Linked DNA regions of Homo sapiens: regions 1 and 3 are each linked to region 2. Evidence: chromatin loops called from intact Hi-C (ENCODE). Cell type or tissue: A673. All regions are shown on one strand. Region 1 has its middle 360 kb from the start of LINC01871. Region 2 has its middle 280 kb from the start of GRASLND. Region 3 overlaps KIDINS220 (kinase D interacting substrate 220).

Evidence for each region. Peaks named below come from ENCODE experiments on the same cell type or tissue, not always from the same donor. Only the 100,000 strongest peaks of a DNase experiment are listed, where the experiment ranks them.
Region 1: a loop joins it to region 2, with 2.5 times the contacts of the local background. A loop is called at or near these places in 11 of 110 quality-filtered maps.
Region 3: a loop joins it to region 2, with 9 times the contacts of the local background. A loop is called at or near these places in 22 of 110 quality-filtered maps.

The regions. Positions count from the first base shown.
Region 1 is chr2:7,359,843-7,367,842 of GRCh38, reverse strand. No RefSeq gene overlaps it. Among named protein-coding and RNA genes, the nearest start is that of LINC01871, 360 kb to the left of the region's middle. In A673, a CTCF peak has its summit at 3,727 (motif pointing right); no DNase peak of the experiment used is centred here.
Region 2 is chr2:7,198,989-7,206,988 of GRCh38, reverse strand. No RefSeq gene overlaps it. Among named protein-coding and RNA genes, the nearest start is that of GRASLND, 280 kb to the right of the region's middle. In A673, a CTCF peak has its summit at 3,857 (motif pointing left); a DNase peak (open chromatin) is centred at 3,818; H3K27ac peaks cover 3,163 bases.
Region 3 is chr2:8,758,227-8,766,226 of GRCh38, reverse strand. All of the region lies in intron 22 of KIDINS220 (kinase D interacting substrate 220), which reads left to right. Among named protein-coding and RNA genes, the nearest start is that of KIDINS220, 75 kb to the left of the region's middle. In A673, a CTCF peak has its summit at 4,446 (motif pointing right); a DNase peak (open chromatin) is centred at 4,476.

The sequences.
Region 1 (8,000 bases), 160 kb before region 2:
GTTCACCTATAATTAGAATTATTTATTCCTAGGATGTTAGAGATTGCTTATCACACTGTCTAGGCTTGTCATTTCCTTCCTGAAAATATTTTGAGCTACTAATTCATTTTCTTCAATGCTTATAAAACTGTTCTTTTTCTCCATTTCTTATTGAGTCTGCTTTGGAACATTATTATTTTAAGAAAGTTTTCTGTTTTCTCTGTTTTGTTTAAATGTATTGATGTAAGGTTGATCAAAATATTCTCATATTTTAGATCTCTACTATCTATTTAGCAATGTTTTCTTTTTTATTCCCAATATTTGGTTATACTTTCTCTCATTTTTGCCTATTAAATCTTATTTGAGGTTTATCAATTTTTATTAGGAAATTACATTGTAGCATTATTAATGTGACCATTGTATCTTGTTTTGCATTCATTTCTGGCCTTTCCTATCTTTCCTTCTATTTTTTATTTTTTTAATAATTCATTCTCTATACATTTGATGCTTAGCTTATTAATTTTCAAACTTTTTTCAAAAATATAATCATTTAAGTTTATTAACTCTTTTTTAAAATATTAAGATGAATCCTCTAAGTTTGATATGTTTGATTTTTGTCATTGTACAGTTTTTTATTTTTATTTTTATTAAAATTTATGATTTCTTTCTTTCTTTCTTTTTTTTTTTTTTTCCGAGATAGAGTCTCGCTTTGTCACCCAGGCTAGCATGCAGTGGTGCGATCTCCACTCACTGCAAGCTCCACCTCCCAGGTCATGCCATTCTCCTGCCTCAGCCTCCTGAGTAGCTGGGACTACAGGCAGCCACCACCATGCCCGGCTAATTTTTCTGTATTTTTAGTAGAGACGGGGTTTCACTGTGTTAGCCAGGGTGGTTGCAATCTCCTGACCTCATGATCTGCCCACCTCAGCCTCCCAAAGTGCTGGGATTACAGGCATAAGCCACCGCGCCTGGCCCTAAAATTTATGATTTATTTCTTAACTTAAGGGTTGGTATAATACTGGATAACTTGACTGTGTTCCCTCCCAAAACCTGATAATCATCATGGGCAATTGAGAGGCAACTGAGATTAGTAAAATTCTTCAAATCCTTTTTCTTTAAGGTATATAAACCATAACACAAGGCTTAATGACATTTCAATGCCTCACTACTGTACATATTTTACATCCTAAATAAATAAACAAAAAAGAGATATACGTAGGACAAAAGAAATATCTTTGCTAAAATACCCGATATAAAATCTTGGATGTGAAAATCACTTGTGTTTTGTTTATAGTTCTTTAAAAGACTTTTGCTCACATTCTACCTTTCAGAACTTTCACTAATTCTACGTTAAGGCATGGCACATAGCTACTTAATGATGAAGCAAAGACTAGGATTCAGATATTTTCATTTCAATTCCTACTCTTTTGCAATGGCTGATTTTCTCCTTATTCTCTACCAATTACTATATTAGGACAGTAACCACTAATAATGATATCGTCCTCATATTAATAAATTATTAACTTTTATCAGATAAGAGTCCAAGATGGATTTGTGCTACTCATTATGTTCTATATGATAACTGATATTTTAATTTGCTTTTGCAATCATATCTTGCCACTGTAACTAGTAACTTTAGACAACCCAAAACTGTGGCTTTCATCTCATTGTCCTTGATGCTGATTCCCATGGGCACACATTTCCTGCCCCATAGTATTTATCATGCCACGGCACATTTGCCATGAGTCTCTTCCTTTGAAATTATCTTTTTCCTCCATTTTTAAATCACATTACCACATTGATTATGTCAATATTTAAATTCACTTGTGTTGTTCAATATCACCAACCATATTAAAATGACAGATTAAAGAGGGATTGCCAGAATCAGCCTAATGTATAATATCAGTATATAAAACTGAAAATATTTGTAGAATAGGATTTCCTGCCCTATGTCACTTTTCTTTTACTAATCATGTCCTGTGGGGCCATGTTGCCACACCTTCTAGGAATGTGCCAATATTCTTCAACTCCTATAACCTGGAAGAAGATCCTCTTCTAGAATTTAGGTTACACACAGACATCAATCTCATATTTTTGGTTATTTTTATTTTTTTAATTTTTATTTATTTATTCTTAGAGACAGGGTCTCAGTCTGTCAATCAGGCTAGAGTACAGTGTTACCATCATAGATCACTGCAGCCTCAAACTCTTGGGCTCAAGTGGTCCTCCCATCTCAGCCTCCTGAGTAACTGGGACTATAGACACATGTTGCCATGCCCAGCTTGGGTATTTTTAGATTTTTTTTTTAAACTTTTTGGTTTCACTTCTCTCTCTCTCTCTCTTCTTTTTTTTTTTTTTTTTTTTTGAGACGGAGTCTTGCTCTGTTGCCCAGGCTGGAGTGCCGGGGCACAGTCTCGGCTCACTGCAATCTCCGCCTCCCGGGTTCATGCAATTCTCCTGCCTCAGCCTCCTGAGTAGCTGGGATTACAGGCATGTGCCACAATGCCTGGCTTATTTTTTAGTAGAGACGGGGTTTCACCTTGTTGGTCAGTCTGGTCTCAAACTCCTGACCTCGTGATCCGCCTGCCTCGGCCTTCCAAAGTACTGGGATTACAGGCGTTAGCCACTGCGCTCGGCCTCACTTCTCTCATCTTAAATGTCATGAGTGCAAAATCAGATAAACCTTTTTTGACTTTCTGCCTGTAGTATTTTTTAAATCTATTTTCCATTTATGATCTTCACATATTGATGAGAGCCTGCATAAAATTGTTACCATCCATTGTTTGAAATAATATTAGGTTGGCGCAAAAGCGACTTTTTAATGGCAAAAACCGCAATTACTTTTGCACTAACCTGTAGTGGAAGATAGCTTTTCCATACAGAAATGTGGACTGTTTTATTGTATGATTCTTTAATCTTACTAGAAGGAAACATTACCATCATAAAGGCCTCATTAGTTGCAAAATATCTGAATAAGAACACTGTTAGTATTTAGGATACCCTGACTTTGGATTCATAAAAACTCAGAGGTTATGTTTACTCAAATTTACCTTTATGCTACTAGTAGTATATGCAATAAAACTTAATGAAAGTTTAGGAAGAATTAAATACATAGTTGACCAGAAAGGGAAAAAGATCAAAGCCTGTTTCTAAATCTCTCATTGTTAAGAACTCCTCTATCTGTATTCAAGCTTTCTGAGATCCATATGGAGTATCCAGATAGAAATAATTTATTTCCACATCTCTGCTTTCTATCTTAATTTGCTTGATCATAACACCCACATTTACCATCAGCCATTTATTATCACAAAGTTATAACCATCCGGAGACTCTCCCAAACACAGAGGCCAAATCTTTCAAGGACAAATCAGATCCTGAGATGACCAGGCCCTCCATTTTCTGTTTCAGTGAGCCTGACGTGCACGTCACTCACAGGAGATAATCTCAGGCTTGCTATTTGAAGGCTGCATGACTTTAGCCAAGTTTCTCAAATTATGTATGTCAGTTTCCTCAAGTCTGAAATGGGCATAATGCTGGTATCACTCGCCTACTGCTATTGTAAAGATTAAATAACAAAATTCATTGAAAGGATGAAATAGAGTGTATTAGCCTGTTTTCACACTGCTATGAAGATATTACCCAAGACTGGGTAATTTATAAACAAAGGAGGTTTAATTGACTCACAGTTCTGCATGGCTGGGGTGCGGCTCATGATATTCACAATCATGGTAGAAGGGGAAGCAGGCATCTTCTTCACAAGGTGGCAGTAGAGACAGCATGTGAAGGAGGAACTGTCAAACACTTAGAAAGCCATCAGGTATCATAAGAACTCACTCACTATCATAAGAACAACAGGGGGAAACTGTCCCTATGAACCAATCACCTCCCTTCCTTGACATGCGGGGATTACAGGTCCCTTCCTGGATGCTTGGGGATTACAATTCGAGATGAGATTTGGGTGGGGACACAGAGCCAAACCATACCATAAAGAGTGCATGGTAAATAACAATGTTTAACCAACATCCATTGAATAAGTGAAGTATGAATAAAAGAATGACATACTTTTATACATAACCTTTTTTTCTTCTGACAATGTTCTCATGTTCCTAGGAGGCTGTGTAGTCCTACTCCATGGCATATTAGGCTACTGATATACAAAGCAATAGCAGCAAGAATTTATAGAATGCCTCATTGGTTAGAAATTCTTGTTTAATCCTCATTCTTCATAAACAGATAGAGGTTAAGAGGAATTTCATTTCATCCTTTATGAACTTGTCACGATACTTTATCGAGAAGTCTGTGACTGGAAAATGGAAACTCAGGGTATTCCCAATATATGTGTGTGCGTGTGTGTGTGTGTGTGTGTATTTTTAAATTGTATGTAAGGCTGAGAGAGCTTTTTTAAATAATTCTTTTCATAACTAAACTTCTTGCACTATAGATTCTATTCTTTATATTTGGGTAATTTAAAATCCAATTATCACTCGTATACATCAAAATAACACATTTATTTATCACAGATCTGCCATTTAACACCTCCATGTTATGCTTGTGTCTTCCCATGAACACTTTCCAAAACACAGTTGACAGCCCTGGGTTTTTTTTCTGTTTTATTGTGGATATGGTATTCACATTGAGAAATAAGTGTGTTCAATGGAGTGTCAGTTTTCTGTACCGTGTAGCTTCATCTACATGGCTGAGAATATAAAAGGTCCTTCATAATATCTTCACTGCTGTTATTATTCTCCTACCAGTCATTTACACTATTCATTACCAAATGATGGAACAGTTAGTTATGATAAATTGACTGATGGTGTTTAACTGTTCTTTGTTCATTAATACCAAAGAAAATTTAAAAAGTATAAAACAGGAAAGGGGGGTGGGGAAGGAAGAGATCTTTCTCCAGGACCATCGCCACAAGCCAATGAAGTACTTTTCCACAAAACCAGAAGACTTCATGCAATGAGATCCTCCTACTGAAGCCCATTGAGCTGAGTAAGCAGTAGAGAGGCAGCAGCCTCTGCCTTCAAAGGGCTTACAAACATGTTGACTCACTTTTACCATTTGAATGTGTTGTTTTTATAACATCAATTTCTACCAGAAATGGTGTAGACTCTTATAACAAAAGACAGTAACTCTGAAACATTTTTTTCTGTGTTGGTTGGAGACCATTCCATCATTTGGAGTTAGTGAATTTCAGATCAAATCTAGGTTCTTAGGAAGTCTGGGGTTGAGTATTCAAGCTCAGACATGTTCTTATGTCATTTGAGGATTCAGGAAACCATAGGCCATAACCAGAGAGGCAGGCTTGGTTTGGATCCACTACTGGCACTGCTTTGCAAAAATTAGTACTTTACTCATAATAGTAAAAATAATCTTCTCTTGTTTAGCTCTTAAATCCCCAATATACTTTCACAACTAGTTTCCTCTTTGTTTTTTTCTAAAGATGAAGGCTTGCAGTGTGATCAGATTCCAAGCAAGATATATGACTCTGAGAATTCAGTAACGTTCACCTTTAAAATATGGGTGTCCTCATAGCCAAAACAGCTAACTGATGGTAAAGATGAGACTTGTAAAAAGATCTAAGTCAAAATTACTGTAAATAAATACATCTCATACTCCCAAAGAGCTGTCATGTCTAAATGGAGAATGAAATATATAGTAAAAAGAGAGGACTGTTGTAAAGAAAGATGAGCTCTAAGGTATGCTGTTAATTTTCTTTCCCAAATGACCTCTACCTTTGCATGCATCCTTAAAGAAAATCATTGCCTAGACCCAGTCCTAAGACCTTCTTTTGAATAACTCTGCTTCTCATGGGACTAACTGCTAATATCTAGAGGTAAGTGGTGGGATTTCACAGATGTATCTCAGATTCTGCACCTTTTGAGATCATTCTGACACTGAGGCCTCCAGGTTCAACCTGGATCCAAAAGTAAGCCTAGAGTTTACCCTTGGCTCTGTGGTTTCACAGCTCTTTCATTTGAAGCAAGTTGTGGAAGTTCTTTGACCCTCTGGTTTTTTTATCTGCCAAATGGAGATAGAGGTGTGTCCCATGCCTACGGCATAACTTTGAGATCACTATTTACCACATTCAGGGACCCTTTTGTCTTTACTCCTGTGGATTCTAAAAGAATGAGGTTGCCAGAAGCCTGACATATATAAGCAGGAGGTAAGTGTATGTGTGAGATGCAATGTTTATTTATGCACTCTATATACATATGTATATACAGACATAAACATATTCTTCAACATTAACTTTTCAAAATATTCTCTAAAATTCCTTCCCTTTCTGCTGTTTCATCTTTTAGTTCTGTCAGGAGCTTGGTCCCTTTACAATTTATAAATCATCCACATTAATCTGTCTTCCACCTCCTTTCCTCAGTTCGTTTCCTCAGCCACAATAAGCTCTGAATGTATGCCTATACACATGGCATCCCGAATTATAACCTCCCAAGTCTCCGGATTGTTTTCAAAGGGCTAAAAATTGCCATACTCATAAAAACAAAACAAAACAAAAATGGCAACCTTGTTTGCCTTGCCAGTCTGTCAGAGCTTGAAAAACAAACTTCATCCCAGAAAGACAAACACACACACAGCAAACAAGAAGAAGGAGCTGTCGACAGAGCCGAGAGAATCTCCAGGCCAGGGAACAATAGTAGAGAACACAGCCAGATGGCAAAGGAAAGACAATGTGTTGCAAACACAGAGGAAAAGAAGAAAAAGAGCCTAACCCCAGCAGTGGAAATGAAAGGAGATGGAAGGAGAACTTTCCCTTTGCGCAAACTTTCCTTCAAATGCCCAGACATCCCAAGGCCAACAAAGCTCACATATTTGAAGCTATGTCTGACTTCAGCCCACTCATCCCTTCATCATGCATCATGCCAGTGGAAAAGCATTAGTGACCCAGGGTTAAATGGAAGCCTATTTACCCAGCCTAACTCTCTCTGGTATGTGATGTCAGGTATATAAATGTACACATCCAAGAAGATTGAAGTCCCAATTTTGCAAATCATTGTTGGAATGAAACAAAGCCAATCAACTGCATATTTCCTGGAAGGTTTTATTTTACAACCTCTGATGAGATACAAAATAAAAAGGCGACTTTGGCGGGTATCTATAATAACAGTTTATATTAATATTCAACAGAAACCCTTTCTTCCAAGGAATCTAAAGTACTTGTGATGAGATTGGATTCTGCCCCAGCTCTAGCTGCAGCAGGAATAAATGGCAGTGCTTGGCAGCCATAGCACAAACCTCAGCTATGTCTCTGGAGGATGTGAACACTAAATTGCACAAATTACAAATTAGTCTTTGTTCACATACACTCTGGTGTAAGTTTAGTAGCTGCTGGCCCCAGAGCCATCAGGGTAGATCCCACTAGTTGACGGGTTAACAGTCGGTCATCATTCAAATAAGTTCTCATGTGGCCACTGAACTTAGCAGTGCTATAAGACACCCCTTATTGAAGATTCTCTCCATAACATGTGTGCACTTGCCTCTTACCCTATGGTCATGCAGTTCTCCATGCAGTTATCTGAAATTAATAGGATTGGGTCCATTGTTTACACAGAGAAATAAAGACTCAGGGAGGTCAGATCCCTTGTCCTGTGACATAGCCAGTAGGCGGTAGAGTCAGCATTTGTGCCCAGTTCTTTCTAGGGCCAAGTCCATGTTTCATTTCTCCACTGCTCTGAACCATGATTTGCTTTAAAGTGTGCTCTCTTTTTAACTTCACTGTGCCAAGGGAATGGGACCCAGAATTGTTAAAGCTCCTAGTTTCCTAAAGGTGTATACTTGAGAGCATTCTAGTCCCCAAACTGCTCACAACCCCCACATCTGTACTCCATGAATGCTGTGGATCCCATGAGTGCTACTATGCCTTACTGGGTGGAGCCTATTGCATGACCTGTATCTTCGGATTCTGTGCATTGGCTTTGAAGACTACCTGGAGAATGCAGTGTCTACAGAGATTGTCCAGATGCAAAACAAACAAACAAACAAAAACCACAATCATGAGTCTC
Region 2 (8,000 bases):
CTCTAGCTAGGACCCGTGTTTCAGCTCGCAGCTCACCTCACAAGCACGTGTATGTCAAGAGCAAAAGAAGATTCCATTGCAGAAGGATTTGGGGAAATTCGAAAAGTCCTGAGTGTAGAAACACCCCTCATTATTTTACAGCAGACCTGGTGCTGATGGGTGAACATGTCACTTGTGAGCTATAACCCAGGGTCATCACCGCTGTCCGTGAGGCTGACTTTGCAGCAGCTGGATGGAGCCAGAAGCAATGAAGTTTCCTGCTTGTCCCCAGCTGACAACGGGGGCACCAGCCTTTTAGTCTCCCCTTCCCAGAGAAGCAGTCTTGGCCAGTGCCTTGGAAACAGGAAGCTCCCCACTCCATGACTGCCCATAGAGCCTGCACAGATGGAGGAGTTTCCTCATCCTTCTGAATGATCTCACAGCCAATTGGCTTGACTCTGCCTAAAAAGCCAAACGTGTATTTTCTGGGAATCACTATAATGTGTTCTCTGCTGAGTATCGCCGGGGAACTATGATAAGAAGGTGTCTGCCACTTTCAGTGATTACATCCCACAGGGTGGAGTCCGAGTCAGCCTCATCATAATCGCTGATATTTGCTCCCCAAGTTGTAGTCTACAAGGAGCTTTAGCAGGTCTTGCCCGAGCAGATTTCCCAACATCCTAGGAAGTTGGATGGACAGCTATCATCTCACTTTATGGTTGAGGCAATGTTGTGGTAAAGTTTGCAAGTGACTTCCTTAGTTAGTTAAAGACACAGCAAGGGTTTGTATCCCATTTTGATGATGTAAGAGGCCTTTTCATACATTGTCACACCAAATACCAGGTAATCATGCCTTGTGCTGAATAAACAACAACAACAAAATATCGGGGTTTCCACTGCCTTCCTTTCTGTTGCATCTGAGTTTCTGGAACTTTATGCTATTGTGTTTGAGCATCCCCTTAGTTAGGGTTATGAAGATGAATTCCACAGGAGAGGAGGCACAAAGGAAGCCCAGCTGTGTGCCTGAACCCCTGGGAGTCCTTCCTTGCGTGTCCTCCCGTGTTGATTGGTGTGGAGAGCAGCATGCCTCTGGCACAGTGCAGTGCATCAATTTTCCTGGCCACGCTGTAGCCTGCACTCACGCCTGCCACAAGCTTAGCTATTCACGGATTCCTCCGTGTCTCATGGCCGTCCTTGCTGATGGACTGCGAACATGGTGTACTGTCCTCTCTGCTTGGCCATAGCAGCTAGCCACAAGGGGATGACTTATCTGTACTAAACCAAGATGGAAAGGGATGGATTCAGAGAAGCTTCTATCCCCTAAGAGAGCATGCCTGAAGGACAGGCATGTTCTGAAAGATAAGAGAGCACCAGCCGGTCAGAACGGAAGATGTTCTGTGGCTGGGGCACAGATTGCAGGGGCGATGGCAGGATGGGGTTGGCCATATGAGTAGGGCCTGGTCTGCTGTGGGAAGGAGCTTGGAATCTGAAGAGGCATGGACAGTTGGTGAACACTGTCAATACGACTTATATAGTGAATACAAGGAAACATAAGAAGGAGTCCTCCTGTCCTCATCTGTAAAATGGAGCTGATATTGGTGGCACCCCATCAGGCTGCCATGGTGACTCAGGGAGGTGGTGAGATAGTTGCACAGAGCAGCTGGGATGTCCCCACATGTGGTGATGCCTCATCCACGGGAGTTCAGTGGAGGCACACTGTGAGCTGGATCCTGTTTTATTTACTCCTCCCAACTGTGTGCAGAAGTTCTTTTATAATAGCTCCACTTCGCAAATGAAAAAAAAATGATGATCAAACAGCTAAGGACAGTTGACTTTGTCAGCATTACACGTGTATACATCTGTCTACAATTAAAGTATTAGCTCCATAAGAAAAAAAAGGGCCACGTTTTCCCTGTCAGCCTCTTCCCTAACACCCACACCCCCACAGTGATTAGGACCTAGAAATCACATCATTTCTTTCATCAACCAAAATATAATGAATAAAAATAAAATAGCAGGGACAATGAACATACTAATGATTTTTTATTGTTTCAGGCTTGGTGCTTGGCACAAGAAATACAAAATGTAATGTTTGTGCTGGGCTCGGTGGCTCACACCTGTAATATCAGCACTTTGGGAGGCTGAGGCAGGTGGATCACTTGAGCTCAGGAGTTCAAGACCAGCCTGGGCAACTTCGTGAAACTCCGCCTCTACTAAAAATAAAAAATAAAAAAACTTAGCCAGGCACGTTGGCACACATCTGTGGTCACAGCTACCCAGAAGGGTGAGGTGGGAGGATCACTTGAACCCAGGCGGTGGAGGTCGCAGTGAGTCCAGATCATGTCACTGCACTCCAGCCTGGGTGAGAGAGTGAGACCCTGTCTCAAAAATAAATAAATAAATAAATAAAAACAATGTTAAGGACATCAAAATCTAGTAATTAAAAGTGATTTATAATTGTAATCCCTGCTCTGGGGTTGAGGGTTACATATTTTTTAGCCTTTCCTCAATTTTATATCTGTCTGTCACAAATTAATGACTAATATCACACCCAGCACAAAGTAAGCCTAAATTTTGGTTTCCATTTTTTCCTTTTGCATTTGAGAAGATATTGAAACAAAAACAATAACTAACCATAATAGTTTCATTTCATCTTATAAATCACTTGCAAATGTTTTCTTTGCAGAAACACTACTTGTTTATATACTGAAACATACTAGAGATGGTCTTATTCAATCTATTCAGCTACTGAGTAGAATTTCAGGGCAGCAAAATGCACTGATTCTATTGGGTGTAAGGATAAATAAAAACCTTTTTTTTTCTGTCCTTCTCTGTCTTTCTAAGGCAACAAATAAATCTGTTTCAGAGCTGATTTTATCCTAAGTTCTTTCTAGCGCCCTTCCCTTTGCAGAAATGTTGTATTAGTCAATGGAACCTGACATTTATATTCATCACTATTCTTTTATGAACAACTCCATGTGTTTTGCTTGCATTTCTCTAAGTTTCTACCCTTAGCTGAGCGGGTCCATATATCAAGAGTAATGTCAACCAGCACGACATCCAACAATCACACTCTGACTCCAAGACTTTTGTAAACAGTCCGTTTTTAAATAAAACCTAAGTTTTAAGGTGAAAGGTTTACTTATAATTTACATGCTATTATCTTAAAAATATAGCTTCAACTTTTAGCAAAAATTAATTGCTTTGTAAATCCTGATTTTCAGAAGCTGTGACATCTCTTCTAGTGTGATGACTGGCCTCTTCCATGATAGAATGGAGAATTTTGTAAGAAGTATGTTTGATTCTCAAGTGGGAAACCTTTGAGTACACGCAGGTCATATCACAGAACAAAGAAACAAATTTAGGCAATTCCAAATTTAGGCGGTGACACTTTCCTACATAGAACTCTTTGTTTAAATATTATTTATGCATCAAGGATTAGCTCATTTCAAGATAAAGTCACTGTTTTCCTCTCCCTTTGGGACTAATAAAATAAAACCTTATTAAATAAAAAGTAATTGACAAATAATTCCTGAGAGCATCAGAGCCACCAACTTGTTTTCCAAAACAGAAAAAACAGTGCTTACATTATTTTATTCTTGTGATGCTATCTTAACTTTGGGGGGGGGAAGGTTAAATTATTCTGAAAGCTATGAACCATCTACATATTTATTCTTTTTAAAGGTTCTGTGGTGTGTTAGCATCTGTATTGCCAGAAAACAAAATTTTCTTCAAAGTTATTCTTGGGCAGGCCTGGGACTCAACCCATATGTCTCACAGTTAGTTGCAGCACAAGGCTTTAATTTATGAGGCTTGTTCCAAACTCGTCTGCAGTGTTACTTGGTTCGGTGAATGTGTTGCGCCACCTATTGGTGGGCCCTCAGAAGTTCACTTTTCATTATTAGACGATAACATGTTTTAAGCATTTCATAAAAATCATGTTTTTTGAGGGTCTTCAAGATTTCAGAGTATCAGGGTGAAGATGAACAAAATATTACTTTCATTAAATTATTTTCTCTACAGTAACTGAAAAGGCATTATTTTTCCACGTAAGTCCTTAGACCGGATGAATTAGTAGAGAGAGACAAAGAAGTATTTTTTCATCCGCCCTAGACTTCTCTTAAAATACCTTTGCTGGCTTTTCTTCTGAGCCGTCTCTTAGGGAGATCAAATACACGTCTGTGCATCGGCTCGTAAAGAAGGAGAAGAACACCATGATGGCCTAAGAAAAAAATAATCACATAAAAGAGTGAGAATCAGGCTCGACTATTTTCTTTCACCATTTGTGGAGATACATACAATTTGAAGACTCAAAATCCCTTGTGGATAGAAGCCGAGGGAGAATTTCACAGTACATAATTTTCAAACAACAAATATCTTTCAGAAAACACCTATACCTTATTATAGCCTTCCTAAAACCACCCTGGCCTTGCTCTCTTACAGACTGCTTTTTCCTCCCCGAAATACTAAATAACTGAAAGCATCAAACTGCAGAAAAGGTTGAAGTTTTGTGCTTTTCATGAAGATTAGGGGAAAATCAACGCAAGCAAAAATGCTATTTCCAGTGATGTTGAGTACCTTGATTCATATCTTCCTTTGTGTCTTTAGAAGAAAAATATCACAGGTGTATACATATGTCCCAACTCATCAAATGTATATATTAAATATGTGCAATTTGTTGTTTTTCAATTATACATCAATAAAGCTTTTAAAAAAATCTGGAATTGGATAAGACAGAGAAAGTACTTTTAGCATTTTCTGTTAATACATCTCCCCAAATAATCACCATTTTCTTCCTTTTTTAATCCTTAGTATAACAAAGGGCAGTTGGGCAGCTATTGATGGGGAAACTCAGCAGTCAACTGGCTTGTAAATTAGAATCTGTGGTTGTAAAAACGGATTTGTATATCACGGGGAGTGGGGAGTGTGTCTGCCTTGTAAATTTAATTAAACAGCAGGTGCAAAAATCAGGTCGTATGGCTTTGATGTGCCCCGTGCGAGGATGACAACTAGACAATGATTCTAATATGAAGAAATTTGCATACATTTGCATTGGATAGCAGAGAGCACTGAGCTCTCACCACTTTCATATTTTATTTCTAGGAAGTTGAATAAGATTTGAACGAGCACTTTCTATTTAGGCATTGCAGAAAAATACAAGCAAGGTTTTAGCAGGAACACAGAAGACCATGTGGACTGAAGCTAAGCTTTCCTGACACACACTTCGAAACACAACCACCCTTGCTGAAAAATACAGAATGCCTAGAAATGGAAAAAAAAAATAGAGAGCAAGGAAGGAAGAAAAAAATGTATTGTATTTCTGGGTTTTAAATCTTTCACAGAGAGTGTAACGTTGATTAAGATCTTCCTTCCTGGGGCTCTATCCTGGGGTGTCACACCATTCTCTGTTTCCACAGTCAGCACTATACATTCAGAAATGATAAAGATTGGAAAAAAGACTTTTCCCATACAGCAAATTGCATTTGATATAAATAGTTTTTTTTTAAATAATGTATTTTCCTGACTTATGGGATAGGCCATATTTTTGATAACAGCAAACTGGAGTTTAGTATAAACATCATTCTTCTGCTCCTTGCGATTTCTTGCTCAGGTATTAGAACACAGTAAATAAACAGTCACTACGAGAACCCAGCATTATTTTTAAGGTGCTGTAGGCACCGTACCTAGCACAGAGGTGCTGTAAAATAGCACTAAAGAAAGAGGCTCCAGATAATTAATCTGCAAGACCCTGATACTCAAGAGTACCCTCTTGTATAATTTTATTCCTTTACAGGTTCCCAGCTCCTCATCAAGAATCATTCTGGCCTCTTTACTCACAGCCACTCTGCATCTCAGTGTCTGGAGTTTCTGGTTCTGAGACCGTAAGAGATTGATCCCCAGTTCTGTAGCACCCTTCTCCTGAGTGGAGCCAGTGTTCTCTCAAGCATAGCAGAGTTGGGTATTCAACTATAAATCCTACCGATCTTTAGGGATGCTAAAAGATCCAACGTCGGAAGAAAAGATGAAACTGGGTTGTCTGCAAATTTGCTTTGACTATTATTTATTGAAACCAAATTCTACTATTATGTATATTTAGGAGACTTCAGACAAGTCAGCTTGTAAATGCACAATTATTTAATTATAACATCATATAACTTATTCTTTGTTCTAATTAACTTGCTAAAAGTCATAAATGTGATAAAAATATCTTATAATACTTAGGAAGGAGGAAAACCTGTTTTGTATTTTTAATCTTAAAGTGCATTTTTCAAACATTCTGTATTCTAATTGGGCATTGAGTTACTTGTCTTCCCCCTTGGGTTGCCAACTCCATGAAGACAGGAACTACTTCATTTTGTAACTACAGTGTCCTTAGTATTTAATCCAGTGTCCAGCATATGGTAGGAGTTGCTAAATATGGTTGACTAATTGAAATAGTGAAAAACTAAGTGAAGATCAAGTATAGGTGCCTAGGCTGTGAAGAGACAGCATGCGCCAGGTGCTAAGAAAAGGTCCTGGTCGTTAGGACGTACATGGTCTGATAGGACGCAGAGACACAGACTCAAAGCAGGACTATGCACAGACATGTGATTCCAGGTTCCAGTGTTTTGTTGAGGAAAGAGAAGGCATTGTGAGGCCCATCATATGAGTAAGTGCGATCAACAGCGACTGCTTGGTAAAGGTTGCTATGGTCCTTATGCAATGGTCATTAATGGTCCTTAAAGTCTTGAAAGGAGATGCCTCCCTGTAATTCAGCTTGCTATTGTCAACCACATTTTCAGGATGGAAGGAAAGGCCAGACAGATATCCAAGTGTCACAGACTAGCTAAGTGTGTCTGTTCAGATTTAGTGGCTCCTCCCATGAGGTCTCTCCTCAACCCTAACAATGTTGAATTTAGCTAGCTGCTGGACGATGGTTGTTTATTGTCCATCTCTACAATGAAGTTATGGGCCCCTTGATGACAGGAACTATATATTCTCAATGCCTAACATAGAACCTGGCACAGAAAACATGCACATCAGTGATTGTCCAGTGAATACCTGGATTCAAGTCATGATAGCAATGGATAAAAAAATGTCCTCTCAAACCCAGGATTATGCAGTATGTAACCACAGGAGACTCTTTTCAACCCAACCCAGCCTTTCTTCTTGGAATAAGAAAGTATGCCACATGCAGCAAGCTATGCCCTCCTCTAAATAGCATTGCTTCACTGCTCACTCTCTTCTGTGCTCCTGATCGTATCACACATATCTCCATCATGGGAGCATTGTTGTGTTTGGCTTCTATGTCAGTCTCTCATATTTAATTGCAACACTGTAGAAAACAGGTATGGGTATTATCTGTCTTTGTGCCCTCAGCACCTTGTATAAAATCTAACACCTGCTAGATGATTAATAAATGTTGGTTGAATTAGTTAAATAAATTAAATGTGAATGACTCAATAGGCAAACATGTCATATTGCTTTGCTTTTCATGTGGGGATCCTGAAGAAGAACATAATCAGAACTTCTCACCCAATACTTACTGTACTGTAAATCCACTCAAATGGATTTCAGGTAGGTCAACAGTCCAGTTATCAGGGCCATCAGGAGGCTGTGCATCCAGGGGTGGCCTCTGTTGGAGAATCTGCTCTTTCCCTTGCAAATGTCTGCACACATATCATTATCTATGTCTGCCATTACCCAAGGACAAGGTCAGAAACTCCTGAAGGAGGCTTTTTTTCCTCAAGATTGCTAACTGAAAAAGAATAATATGAACTTACTATTATTTCTTCCCAGATGCAAACTCTTTCCGCACGCTGGCTTCTGCACCATGCAAAACATTTGATGTATTAAAACTACAGCTTGTCCTGGTTACACAAGTGCCCTCTCCAGTCAGTGAGCCACTGCCTAGAGAAAAAACTCACATCTTTACATAAGGAAGAAAAAGAAGCATCACACAACCTTCAGTTCTTGGTCTAGCAAGCAGCTCTCTTAAGAACCTAAAACTGACTTCTGAATGTAAAGCAAATACTATGATA
Region 3 (8,000 bases), 1.6 Mb before region 2:
TGTGGTGAGATGGGGTGCAGTGAAGCAAGTGAGTAGGAGGTCAGGTCGGGTCACCAGTGGGGTTCATGGACCCCTTTTGGAGGACCATGGTAAGGACTTTGGCTTTTACCCTGAGTAAGATGGGGATTCGTTGCAGGGTCTTGAAAAATGTGTGGCCATTACCCTGATGCTTCAGGGCCTATTTGCTGTATCAGTGCAGCTTGGCCTGAGTTAGGGAAGCCTGTTGATTCAAGGGAGCTTGTTTTGAGACTCTCACGGTGGGAAGGGAATAGGAATGAACCTGGGTGGAAAAATTAAGGTAAATGAAAAGTTCAGAAAGTAATTGGCTATCCCACAGTAAAGATGAAATGATTAATAGAGTCGGGCATGGTGGAGTACGCCTGTAATCCCAGCTACTCGGGAGGCTGAGGTAGGAGGATCACTTGAGCCTGGGAGTTGGAGGCTGCAGCGTGCCATGACTGTGCCTGTGAATAGCTACCACACTCCAGCCTGGGTGACTAGTGAAACCTTGTCTTTTAAAGATAATAAAAGTTGGGTTATAGAAATAGCACATTGTGGCATTTTCTATGTGAGCTAGGAAGTAAATAACCTCACCTACAGTCCTGTTGCAGGGTATTGAAAGAAAATTAGTTATTCTAAACATCTGCAAGAATTTATAAGACTAATTTCCCTTTGTGTCTCCCCTGTCGCAATACTTTCTTGTTTCTTAGGATCGTTTTATTCTTTATTTTTTAATGATGGATTTATAGCCAACTTTTTGTATCATTTAAAAAACTGCCTTCCTTCCTGTTTCTTGCCATGGTCTGGCTCTCTGATATACAAACCCCTGGTTGAGAGTGAATGAAAGGTGATTTTTGTGGCATTGAAGACTGCTAGGTGTAGGAAAGATATCATGGGCAGGAGAGCAACTAATGAGTTGCTTTTAGAATAATAATGATTTTGACTTATAGATAGTATAAAGTGCAAATGATGGTCTGTGCATATCAAATTGGGCTCTAAAGACAAAAGGATATAATTGGTCAAAACCTGTATTCAGGCACCAGGTTTCTGCTGGAGTTCGCAGTGTCCTCAGCCTGGCTCCGGCTCCTTCTCCCTCTTACTGTTTACTTTTCATGTGCTCTTCTCTTTGGCCCATCCCACCTCCTTCTTCTGGTCTCATCTTAAATATTACTGCCTTAGGAAGCCTTTTGTTACCAAGCCCCCCCATCCTTCGAGGCTTTATTAGATGAGTCCTTTATGTACTAGTGTGTTCTTTCATAACACTGGCCATAGTTACCTTCTTATACATATTTGCATTGCTATTTCTTTAATATTTGTCTCCTGAATGAGACTATACACTTCATGAACTGTAACTTTCTTAAACATTGCTGAATTTTTTTGCTTCTAGACAAGTGATCAGTATTTAGGCAGTAGTGGGTATTTCTGAAAGAATAAAGAAATCTGATGATAACTTTTGGATTGAGGAAGGCATGAATTGGGGAGGTGGTAGATGAGAAGCCTCACTTTATCTTGAAGAGAATACCGTCCATCCAGATACTTCATTCTTTAGGCTTAAATATGGGTAAAATGTTTCTTTTGTTATATACCAGTATATCCCTGGGCCGGACACATAGTAGCTTCTCAGTACACATTGACTGAATGATGACTGTATATTTCACCTAACACTTGGCGGCTTCTGCCTTATGTCAGGTGATGCTAAAATCACAGCAATGTTTTTGAAGGCATTCCCTGTAACTCTGAGTTCAGCTGCATTTCTAAGGTTTCTTACATTCATAATCCATTTATGAATGCCATGGTCTGGTGGAGTTGCTCTGTGTTTTTTAAAATTTTTATTTCAATAGCTTTTGGAGTACAAGTGGTTTTTTGTTGCATGGATGAATTATTTAGTGGTGTATTCTGAGATTTAGTGCACCCATTATCCAAGTAGTGTGGATTGTACCCAATATGTAGTTTTTTTTCCCTAGCCTTCCTCCCATCCTGTCCCTTCTGAGTCTCTAAAGTCTATTATTTTATTCTGTATGCCTTTGCTTACTCATAACTTGGCTCCCACTTATAAGTAAGAACATATGGTTGTTGGTTTTCCACTCTTGTTTTACTTCACTTAGAATAATGGCCTCAAGCTCCATCCAAGTTGCTGCAAAATATGTTATTTTGTTCCTTTTAATGGCTGAGTAGTATTCCATGGTGTATATAAACCACATTTTCTTTATCCACTCATTAGTCAGTGGGTACTTAGGTTGGTTCCACATCTTTGCAATTGTGAATTGTGCTGCTATAAACATATATGTGCAAGTGTCTTTTTCATATAATGACTCTTTTCCCTTTGGGTAGATACCTAGTGATGGGCTTGCTGGATCAAATGGTGGATCTGCATTTAGCTCTTTGAGGAAATCTCCATACTGTTTTCCATAGAGGTTGTACTAATTTACATTCTGGTGGAGTTGCTTTGGATTGACTACTTCTAGACAGGTTCCTCTCACTTCAGAGTCTTCTTAGAGACTCAGTTTCTTCTTAGAGACTTGTTGTCAGAATTGTTTTTAAAAGGCCATGTACTTAGATGACTCCAGTTCTGTTGTGCTAAACATTTTAATTGTGTTCATTTATTAAACAAATATTTATAGAATTTATTATATGCAGGGCACAGTCTAATAAAAGTAGTAGCTAATATATTATGTGAGCCCTCATTCTGTCCCATGCATTGGATTAAGCACTTTACCTAGCTTATCACATTTAATGCAGGTTGCATATCCCTAATCTGAAAATCTGAAATCTGAAATGCCCCCAAATCTGAAACTGAGTGCCGACGTGATGTTCAAAGGAAATGCTCACTGGAGCATTTGGGATTTTGGATTTTTGGATTAGGGATGCTCAGCTGGTACTGCCGAAACTCCCAAATCTGAAACACTTCTAGTCCCAAGCATTTCAGATAAGGAATACTCAACCTGTACTTCTAACCCTAAGAGGCAGAGAGCAGGAGTTACCTAAGACCTCACAGCTGTAACTGCGCTTCCCCAAGTCTGTTTCTTGGGGCCAGGAGCCTGTCCTCTGTAGCTGCCAGCTAGGCAGTGGGTCTGAGATACCAGAAATATAGAACTAAATATTTTAATTTCCAGATAGATTTTAACTTTTCATTGATATATCTATGAGTATTTAGAATAACTTATTAGGGTATCAATGGGAATGTTATAGCAGATAGAAATTTTTCTGCAGTGTTGAATTTATCTTTTCTGTTGAAAAACGCGAACAACTTAGCAACATATAAAATCTCAAATAAATGCTTTATTTAGTTCTAATTGTGTCTAGTAACTGTGCTAGGTTTTGTGTGGAAAGCTTTAAAAAATCACTTCTGATATTTAGCACTTAAACATCTGGTACATCTGTTTGTTTAAGCCTTTATACCATTTCTATGTCTACTATATGGCTATAATTTTTTTTAGGTAACTTTTTCAATAGGTTTTCTTTTCTTTTCTTCTTTTTTGTTTTTCTTTGAGATGGGGTCTCGCTCTGTCGCCCAGCCTGGAGTGCAGTGGCGCGATCTCGGCTCACTGCAAGCTCCGCCTCCTGGGTTCACGCCATTCTCCTGCCTCAGCCTCCTGAGTAACTGGGACTACAGGCGCCCACCACCATGCCCGGCTAATTTTTTTTGTATTTTTAATAGAGACGGGGTTTCACTGTGTTAGCCAGGATGGTCTCGATCTCCTGACCTCGTGATCTACCCGCCTCAGCCTCCCAAAGTGCTGGGATTACAGGCATGAGCCACCGTGCCCAGCCAATAGGTTTTCTTTTACTTTTGATTTTGAATGTATTTTCTCAGACTTTACTCTCATAATGCCATTTTCAGTGTTTAATGCAAACGTAGAATGAAGAAAAAATATTAAGTGTTCCAAAGTCATGTGTTTCTAACGTCAACATGAAAAACTCAGGTATATTAACCCAGATCTTCATTATCCAAAACCCTTATTGTACGAGTTATCTTAAAAGATTTAACATTGAAAAAGTATATAGAACATTCCAAAGTTCTACAGTGTTTGGAATTGTTGGAAACTAATACCAAAGACAATTTCTTGAAATATATGTTTTAATATGTAAGAAATACATGTTTAATATGTAAAAAAAATTATTACTTGTGCAGGTTTACAGTTTATTTTATAATATAGTAAGAGCATTATGTATAGTTATATTTTTCAAACAAGTCTGATTATTAAAGAATTCAATTTACCAAAAAAATTACATATGCCTTGACAGATCAAGTAGCCAACTTTTTCCAGAAGTTGATTTTTCCAGTAAAGGTTTGTGATTTCAGAATTTCAAATCAAAATATTTAAAGACTTTTTAAAATACAAGAATAAACAAAAGTGATTTGTAACAAAAATGCTAGCTAATTCAAATGCTAAGAAAATGTCTAGCTGCTGGTGTAAAACCATGCTGCAGAAGTGGCTCCTGTTAGCAATATTCAAAAAGTCCACAAGATGGGAGCATTTCACTACAAACATTATTAGCATGTTTGGCCAAAAATAAGATGTAATACATTTTGCTTTCCCCTTCCATAGAAAAACAAGTCAGAATTTAATGAAAGGTTGAATTTCCTTTTTTGTTGTTGTTAAAAAAAAAAATGGCTTCAGGACATTTTTCAGCACTGAGAATCACGATCCTAGGCAAATGAATGGGTATCTATTCATATGACATAGTTTTTAAGTGTTGTACTACTTTTGTCTCCTCAAATTAGTTTAAATTAACTTTTGGGAAAATAGTGGCTATGAAAAAAGAGGAGCATAAAGAAATCGATCTGCTTACAAATTTGCATTTAGATATAAAAATATTAAATCCTAAACATTGTAGAACTTCAGTTCTATACTTTTTAAACATTAAATCTTTTAAGAGAACTTGCATAATAAAGATTTTGCCTTAATCTGAAACATATTCATAGATCTACTTTGAGTTCAGAGCCTCCTTTCTCTATGCCTGTCATTCAGTTTTATTATCAAACATTTGCGTTCTATATATGATTAATGTAATACACTTTTAGATTTCTTAAAGACGACAATTGCATGGACAATTCATCACTTGGTAGCAACTTATGATATTGCTAGTGATGCCTAAAACAGCTATGAAAATTTGATCTCATGTACTTTTGTCGGAACATTTTAAAATATCAAGTATAAACTCTTGATGCCAAAAAGCAGGCTTTGCTTTTTAATGATAGACACTATTTTCACATGGAGTCAGTTATGAATTATTTTGCCTCTCTTACCACTTTACTAAAGTCTTCTCTCATTACCCTAGCTGAAAGTATTGCTTTGTCACCTGAATTACTAATATCTGATTACTTGCATGGTTGTAACTGGGTAAATATCATGCAGTAATACACTATTTTTTAGACTTGTACTCCCAGTGGAAGCCTGTCTCCAGATCTTATGCAAAAGTCCAATAAATGAAGCAGAATTAATACAAGTTTATTGATTCAAATTATAACATTTCCTAACAAATTCAGTTAGTGAGAAAAATGAGCTATTCTGAAGAATATTAAAATTGGAGAATTGTGGACAACTGTTACAATCCTAAATTGGTTTAAACATTTATTTATTTCTCTAATTAGTTTTGGGACTGTAACATTAAGAAAGTCCTAAATCATGAGTAGACAGAAATGTTACCGGTGTTTAAACTTTCTTTGTGATGACAGGATGTTTTCATTTAATCTGATCTAGAAACTTGAAAGATTGATTGGGAATATTGTTTTATAGGTGAATCACCAATAGTATCTTGGAGTTGTTCACATTTCTTATAATTATTTGAAGTGTTCTCTGCTTCTCTGACTAGGTGAAAGTCATGTCATGCAATTTTTAAATCATTTTTACAGTCTTTGCTCAGGCTTCTAGGCTGTTGTGTAGTGTACTGGTTTGCATAATTTTGTAAACAAAAAAGTGCTGATCTGGATTCTGAAAAAATGATGAAGGAAATTAAATATGTGCATGAAGATGGAGGAGAAGCTTTATTTCAGTCTGCAAAAAACTGAAACTAAAAGAAAAACCCAGGATGACTTATGAGCACAGCTTATTTGTTGATCTTCTTCAATTTGTTAAAATGTAATATGTAACAGCATTCTTTTCTATTATAGTTTTAAGGAGTTAAAAACGTGTAAGTCATTACCTGAGGGATTTTGAGCCATGTCTGTGGCTCCTGTTTGAACTGGTGCAGTGAGCAGTCAGCAGCTTTTGAAGCAGTCAGGAGCAGGTACCCGCTCTGCTGCTATGTCTGTGGTGGTGTTGCATCCATTGCTTACCTCTCTGAGCCTCAGTTTCCTCATGTTAAAAATGGAAATAATAAATACCTTATGGGATGCAGAGAGAGAAGTTAGATAAACTAGGTAAAGCACCTGCCTCAGAGAATGGCAGACAGTAGGTATTCAGCCACTTCGTTCTTCTTAAAATTCCCTCTCAATTCTTCATAACTTTTAAATATAGTTTCCCTGTTAGAGTTTATATAAGAAGAGGGATACAGAGCCCCTAAATGTACCTTCCTCAGAACATTCGACGTCGTAGACATGAATGAAGACAGTGCCTTACCAGTATTGTACTTGAACCTAGGCAGATACCCCTTTTGAGTTTTTATCTTTTACCCTCCCTGGTTGTTGATTGTTTTTTCATCCATCTAGTTGCCAGAATTGCAGCCTTAAAGCCAAAGAGAGTTTTTGTATATGATGACATTCTACTGAGTTTAAGGGTTTTTTTAATCCTTTAAATTACATGCGTACAAGTTTCCTTCCTTCATATAAAAACATAATCTTGGGCCCTGATGTTCTGGCCAAATAGGTCATCTTGGAGATATACACCCTCGGTGGGAAATAGTTTTTGTTTAATGTCGAGTAAACTCTTCTAGTAAGTGAAATAATAACTTTGTTTAGCTCTGCCAATGGTTTCCAGGGCAGCTTATACAAGTGCTTTTATGGTTTGCACTATTTAACCCTAATCACACCGTCCTTAAACACATAAGTCAAACACATTAGATACTTGCAAATGTCTTCTTTTAAACCAGAAATAGACAAACACACTTGAAGAAGGCATGCCATGATGATCTATTTGGCCTGCAGAATATATAAGCACTTCGTTGTTTCCTAGTGTAGTTACTCAATAAGATGCCTAAAATGCAAACTTACTTTTGTAGACCTTGAAAAGTGAGTGTCAGTGAGAACACCTGGCACTGTTCGCATTGTTGTCTTGAGAATATTCTGTGACCACCACACGAGCATAGATGCCTCTTTTCTCTTCTGGCAAGTTCTTTTCTCTGTTGAGAGTTGTTGTGTACTTAATGCAGTCTTCTGCATGTGGACAGCTTCAGCTCTTAGTACTTTTATTACTTTGGCTGTGGCAGACAAAGTGTCTACTTTCTGACCCCCTAAGCTAATGTTCTTTCCAACATGGTAGGAAAGGTGACTCATGGAATAGTTATGAAAATACTTTTACAAGAATATTAGGAATGATTAAAACTTATGGGATGCAGCAAAGGCAGTACTCAGAGGGAAATTTATGGCTGTAAATGCGTACATTAAAAAAAGAGAAAGATATTAAATTAACACCCTAACCTAACACCTCGAGGAGCTAGAAAAAGAAGAGCAAATTAAACTCCAAGCTAGCAGAAGGAAGGAAATAATAAAGGTTAGAGTGGAGAGACATAAAACAGAGAACAGAATAACAATAGAAAAAAAGCAATGAAACCAGAAGTATTTTCCTTGAAAATACCAGCAAATTGACAGATCCAGTGTGGAAGTCCAGGCTCAGAGGCAGATCCAAAGGCCAAGGTGAGCAGAGGTGCCTCGAGTTGGAGTTGCTGCTGAGACCAGGATCTGTTCCTGAGGATTGGTGAGGGTGAACAGGGCTTAATCATGGTAGATTTTTCTCAAGTATTTTTTCCAGTGTGTTTGGAACCTGGGAAGTGAGGATTTTAATTTGGGGATTACATAGACAGGAAAAACCACAATTTTATGCAGATTACAGGTTGGAAAA